Regions from separate parts of the Mus musculus genome. Here region 2 is linked to region 1. Evidence: chromatin contacts called from ENCODE POLR2A ChIA-PET data. All regions are on one chromosome and are shown on one strand. The core of a region is the stretch at or near the end of the contact, and the rest is flanking DNA. Distances in the headings are between cores, read along the strand shown.

The links. ChIA-PET counts read pairs that join two places held with the same protein, here RNA polymerase II (POLR2A).
Region 2: POLR2A ChIA-PET joins it to region 1 with 10 read pairs in embryonic stem cell. The contact joins the promoter of Jpt2 here to the promoter of Eme2 in region 1. POLR2A ChIA-PET finds 5 or more read pairs at or near these places in 3 of 5 experiments (Patski and embryonic stem cell).

What each region holds. Positions count from the first base shown.
Region 1 is chr17:24,893,353-24,896,520 of GRCm38, forward strand. Eme2 (essential meiotic structure-specific endonuclease subunit 2) reads right to left here and starts at 1,735. Exons shown (of 8, transcript NM_001163102.1): 1 at 1,469-1,735; 2 at 1,219-1,355; 3 at 779-871; 4 at 199-290; 5 at 1-46. The coding sequence starts at 1,697. It overlaps Mrps34 (mitochondrial ribosomal protein S34), which reads left to right and starts at 1,768. Exons shown (of 3, transcript NM_023260.2): 1 at 1,768-2,136; 2 at 2,310-2,352; 3 at 2,436-2,937. The coding sequence starts at 1,816. The coding sequence ends at 2,728. Nme3 (NME/NM23 nucleoside diphosphate kinase 3) reads left to right here and starts at 3,148. Exons shown (of 5, transcript NM_019730.2): 1 at 3,148-3,168. The coding sequence starts at 3,162.
Region 2 is chr17:24,959,202-24,962,369 of GRCm38, forward strand. It overlaps Jpt2 (Jupiter microtubule associated homolog 2), which reads right to left and starts at 1,422. Exons shown (of 5, transcript NM_198937.2): 1 at 1,367-1,422. The coding sequence starts at 1,410. Cramp1l (cramped chromatin regulator homolog 1) reads right to left here. Exons shown (of 21, transcript NM_020608.3): 21 at 2,025-3,168.

The sequences.
Region 1 (3,168 bases), core at 485-2,984:
TGACTTCTTTAGTTGCCATGTCTTCTGAGAACTGAGCTGGTGAGACCTGAACAGAGGGGATGATCTTTTGGGCTCCAGAGTCTCCTACCTCTGCAGAGCCAACTCAGGCCAAGTGGGGTTAGCTGTGACAGAGCCACCAGAGGCAAGCCACTTTCCTGGAATCCCACCCAAGCCAGCCCTACTGAGGTTAAGTGGTACCACAGGTATGCGTCCAGTCCAATGACAGCCAGATGGGAGCGGGTGAGACTCTTGGGAGAAAGCCAGGGGATGGAGCAAGGTGGATCTGTGATCTGAAAGCAAGAATATCCCCATACTTGTTCACAGGAGGGCTTTGACGGCAGGCCTATAGCCACTGTTGTACCAGGGGAATGTTACCCAGCATGTGTTTGACAAACGTTGGCCCTTGGACAGCGACACCTGCAAAGCGTTTAGCAGAACTGTGCTCTAGGCAAATACCAGTTGGGCATTGTTACCTTTAAGTCTAGGGAATATAAGCAGCCAAGTGAGGGATTATTAGCTTTTGTAGACAGAGCCCACAGCCAGTGCCTACATTATACAGACACCATCAGCTAGAATTCTCAGTTCCTCCTCCATGCCTGGCCAGTTTGCAGTCAGGTCACTATTCTCCTAAAGGCTCTCTAACGCTCTGATGTCTGGAGCACGCAGCAGGCTTTCTCATCTCACCCTCAACACCTTGATGATCCTCGACAGAAGCTCCATCCCATCCCAGACTGTCAAAGGAGACCCATCAAATAAAGATAGGGCTTTTCCCCATTACCTGGGTCAGCTGCGCAGCACCCTGAAGAAATTCCTGGGGTTCCAGCAGCAGCAACTGTTCCTGCTCATTTTCAGCCTTCGCCTCCAGAGGCACCTATAGGGGATATCAGCTGCCCTGCTAACCACCAGTGTGAGCCCAGGGCTTCTCCCTGTGCTGGCCAGTCAGTCACCAGACACTATCAATAACCCTCCAGCTCCCGTGAAGTTCAGGCCAGTTGGGTCTGTTCCCTAGAAGTCCCTGAATACAAAAACTAGCCCAACTCCCATCCTCATTGCCAACAGGAGGTTATCTGGCAGCAGCTGAGTTCAGGTTTCTTGTGTTAAGAAATTCGACTTAGGCATCCTTCAGTTTTTTTCGCCTCCTGTGCTACCTCGCTAGCCAGAGGAAAAGTGAAACATGGATTAGGACTGGCACTGGGCTGGTCATAGGGAGACACTCACATTGCTGGGGGCCGGGTCGGGCCTGACAACGTTCCACTGCAGGCTGCGGGCCTGGTGCTGCGGTTCGATGCGGCATTCACAGCCTAGCGTGCCCAGCGCCTCCATCAGGATGTCAGAGCCTGCATCTTCCAGGACAGCTGGATCCCAGCAGGCACATTGAGTTATTCCACCATCTCCAGTGCGGACTAGTGGGTGACAACGCTACCCTGTCTGGTGGCTGGCCCCAGATTCCCAGCCCCCGTCCCCTCACCTGGGTCCACGCACACCACCAGTCGCCCCAGAACCTGATCTGCCCGTAAAGCCTTGGCTGCAGCTCTGCGCTCTCCTGCTGGACTCGGGGCTTGCGTGCCGACCTCCCTAGCGGGGACACCTTCACCGTCTGAGTCGGAAATCTCCCAGGTTTGAGGTCGCCGATGGCCGAGACGCAGGCCCCGACCGAGACGCGAGACCGTGACTCTCCCGGGACCAACCTCCGCCATAAGTCCTTCGTTCCTGAAGCTTCCGGACGTACCCGGATGCTTTTGTTCAGGACACCGGCCGCTTCCGGAACGGGAGAGCTCCTGAAGCGCAGATTTCCTGTGGAGTAAGGACACTGACATGGCGCGGAAGAAAGTAAGACCCCGGCTGATCGCTGAGCTGGCTCGCCGCGTGCGCGCCTTGCGCGAGCAGCGGAACCAGCCGCGAGATTCGCAGCTCTACGCCCTAGACTACGAGACGCTGACCCGGCCGCACTCCGGTCGCCGGCTGCCGGTACGCGCCTGGGCCGACGTGCGTCGCGAGAGCCGCCTCCTACAGCTGCTCGCCCGCCTCCCCTTGTTCGGCCTGGGCCGTCTGGTTACCCGCAAGTCCTGGCTGTGGCAGCACGACGAGCCATGCTACTGGCGCCTCACGCGTGTGAGGCCCGACTACACGGCGCAGGTGCGCTAGCTTCCTGTACTGCCCATTCTTGTTTCCACTTTCATTTTGCCCACCCTGGACTATACATCGGCTGGTTTCACCCACTCTGAGCCACCTGGGCATGTATGTCTCCCTTACCCACGTAACTTAGTGGCAGGGGCTGCATGTTGACAATCCTCCCTCTTGTTCTGCAGAACTTGGACCACGGGAGGGCCTGGGGCATCCTGACTTTCAAAGGTAAGGCTGGATGCTGGTTGGAGCCGGGGATGGTTCTCATATCATCCAGCCAGCAGGCAGTCAGCTTGTCTTCTTTCCTTCAGGGAAGAGTGAGGATACGGCTCGGGAAATCGAGCAAGTCATGTACCACGATTGGCGTTTGGTACCCAAGCACGAGGAGGAGGCCTTCACTGCGTTCACTGCGAAACCAGAGGACAGATTGAATTCTGTCCCCTATCCACCTCTGCTGCGAGCCATGATCCTCGCTGAACGGCAGAAAAACGGGGATACCAGCGTCCAGGAGCCGCTCCTGAACCTGGAGAGGACTCGAATGCGCCCCTGGGACTACCCTGCAAAACAGGAGACGAAAGGGAGGGCCAAGGGCACCCCAGTCTAACTGCCAGGACTGGCAGAGAGGTCCTGTGAGTCATTTGATGGACGAGTGCCTTTGACTGTGCTAGATCTTCACTTCGGTGGCGAGTTATATCCTACAGCCCTGACACATCAGGCAATGAATAATGGGGCAGATGACAGGCTGCTTGGTGTCATTTTCAGGCGGGCCCCTCTCTGATTCCTCGGTCTGGAAATAAACGCCAGGAAACAGCCTGTGTTGTGGTTTCATTACATGTGTACCGCAGGACAAGGGAGGAAAGGTGGCGGTATGGAGCAGAGCAGCAGGTGCTCCCGCACACTCAGGCAGGACTTGGGCGCCGAGACTGCGCTTTGGGCTCAAATGTGCTGGGATTGCAGAGCCCCAGGAGAGCCCGCGCCAAGAGGTCCTTTAAGGGAGGCCCCGCCCCCTTGCCGCTTGGCCCGCCCCATCCGCCGCCATGATCT
Region 2 (3,168 bases), core at 172-2,671, 66 kb after region 1:
CAAATAGGGCCCAGAACAATGGCACAGTGTGGCCTTCTGGAAGCCACTAGCAGCCATTAATCACAGTAACACCAGTGGAGTGGAAGGTTCTAGGGCCAGATTAGTCAACTCAGACTTTAGGACCAAATCCATAATTCCAATTACTTTTTCCTTTTGTAGTACCCTTTAAATGTTTCAGTAGAAATACTCAAGTTATCGAGAAAATATAAGGGATATAGGCAAAGATGAAAAGCCAGAGTTCAAATGAACTATGGCACTGGAGAGAAAGAAAATATCGACGGTTGTCAGCGCTCCCAGGCCTCCCTGGAATGATGAGTTTCATAAGAACTAGGAACTAATGAGAAAATCTGGGACAAAGCCATGAGAAATAGACCGGGTGGGGGGTGACGTGTTCTTCATGGTTAGTAATTTTTGTGGATGAATGACAGTAATACCATAACGCTTTTACAGTTCAAACATCTCCAGCACAAGAAAATCCCTCTGCTGAGGAGACAAAAGACAGGGTTAGACGAAAGGAAACCCTGGAGTACAGACAGACCTTACAGACTCAGGCTTTGTAGCAATCAGTCGGACTATGTGCTGCTATCTTCTCCAACCTGCCTAAGTTGCCATCCAAAGCACGCTTTCTATCTAATATGGCCCAGACTGAGGCTTCCAATTGCGCTTCATTATCCAGTTAAGGTAGCTCCCCTTTCCCCCTCATCCCGCTATCAAGTGGGTATTTCCTCCTTTTCCTAAATTCCTCTCCATGGACGCCTACTCAACAATTAACTCCTGGAGCTCGTAAAGTCATTCGAACACCAGTTTCATTTTATCAACTCAAATGGGGATTTCCTCCTTTTCCTAAAATCCTCTCCATGGACGCCTATTCAACAATTAATTCCTGGAGCTCGTAAAGTCATTCGAACACCAGTTTCATTTGATCAACTCAAAGCAGATCAGACAGAAAGCCTAGAGGAAACTGTGTAGGGAAGGTCCCCGCCCAGGGTGTAGCAGTCAGTAGTGCATCCAACAAACACCTGGTCGTGGGTTGGGTCTGAGAACGCTGCCGCTACTCAGCCACATTCAAAGGTCGTCATGACCAACCAAACTGGACAAGGGAAGGGCTCAGGAAGCGGCAAACAGCTCGGAGCGCCCGGCTAGCGTCTGTCCTGAGCAAGCACTTCAGGAGAGCCACGTGTCTTAATCCCGCCGCCCGGTCTCCACTCCGCTCTAACCCCACAGCCTTCCTGCAAGGCCCTGCGGGAGAGCGCGCACAGTATCCTCAGGGGAGCCCCGCGCCACACCCACCGCACTTGTAGGGTCTCCCGCCCGCCACGTGGCTGCGGCTATGCGCCCACCCGGGCCCCAGCACCGGTCCGCGCACCTGGAACCCGACTTGCCAGCTTGGCTGTCCGCGCCCTGGAACATGTCGGCCGCCGCCCCGCGCTTTCACAGCCGCCGCGCGGCGGTTCCCGCTTGGTCCCGCGCAGGTACCCTGACCCGCCCAAGCCAGTTGGACGCCTCTCGCGCCAATCATGTCTCTGCAGCCTATCGTAGAGTCGTGCCCCACTCCTCCCTCCCGCCCCCAAGGAGAGGGAGGCTTGGAGGCCCGCATCGCGCTTACAGCCGATTGGCTGCAGGGGGCGCCTCTCATGGCCTCAGGCGTGGGCATTGGTTCACAGCTCGCCCCACCCCCAGCCAACACGCCTCCGCATGCGAATCCGCATTTTCTGGCCGACCTATCCCGGGCTGGATGGCACTAGGAAGTTTCTGGCCGGTGGTAGCGGAAGGCTTCTTTGGGGTTACAGCACCTTCGGGAGGAAAGGTTCATGGAAGCGCACAACATACCCATAACAGAAGCAGCGAATTCTGTAATGAATTCCGCATTCAGCGGTCACTCAATCGCTGAATCTCTGATGCCTACCTGTTTGCTCACCCTCACCTCCAGGGCACCTCCAGGCCTTAGAGCTCATCTCATTACACTGTGCCTGTTGGAATACCCTAAGCATACTGGCTTTGAAAGCAGGCACAAAAGACAGACATTAGATGAAGTATTAGTATGTATTTATGCACAATAAAAACATTTACAAGCCGAACTGGAAATTTTAGCCGAAGTTTTAACAGTTCTTGTTTATTAAATAACCAAAACACCTTTTATTCCCAAAAAATTGGTAAAGAATAAATAATGTAATTTACAATATGGTACAAAAAATAATCAGAAGGACAGGCATTCTGCTTTATACATACACTGTATATTTATAGTCTATAAAACAAATTCACATCTCAAGCCGGAAACCTCAGATGATATGGCTTAACGATTATCAAAGCAAACAGCACTGAGCTCTGCCTGCTGGGGGCACCCCTCCAGCCAGTGATCTTACGAAAGAATAAGGGTCTGGCTGGGGCAGTGCTTCCAAAACTGGACTGACCACACCAGGCTAGCCTCTGGGAAAGGTATACTGTGGGTTTCTTTCCTTTTTTAAAGTGTTTTTTTTTTTTTTTTAAATTAAGACAAAGTACGGTATTTCCTCATGAATGCATCTGGGAGATTTGTTTTTAAAGTACATAAAACAATTTCCTTCTAAACTTATTTTGACCATTTCTAATAATATGGTTTGGTTAAAAATGCTATTGAACTGAATGACACCTCCCCTAGCAGAGGCTATCACAAGGAATGAAAAAGAAGAGGAGGGTAGGAAAAAAGGTTGACCAACAGATGAAATGTCCCAAAGTCCCACTCCCTGAGCAAGTACTATGCCCGACAGGATCTATGGACTTCAGCTCGCCTGAGCATCTTCTCTAGGACACAATCCATGCCAAGCACCAAAGATACAGGTTCCCCATCTTTTAAAAAGATGAATCAACATGTCTAAGAAACATTAATATTAACAAAAGATTTTCTCAAAGAATGACCGCATGTAAGTCACACTAAGTTCCAATGAGGAGAGGAAGCCCGAGTGAACGCCAACCATCCAAACTGATGGAAGGAAGAGAAGGAAGATGTAGAACCCAGGAGCCTGCCTTGCTGTTTTTGTTTTGTTTTTTAAAAAACTCTAACCTTTAGCAGTTTTCAGGTTTTATGCATGGATATTTGCTTACGCTGGGAGACGTTGTATCCACTGATTCTCTGCTACAAATGCCACCATTTGTCCTTTAATGTGGCGATGATGAGCAAACCAGTATGGC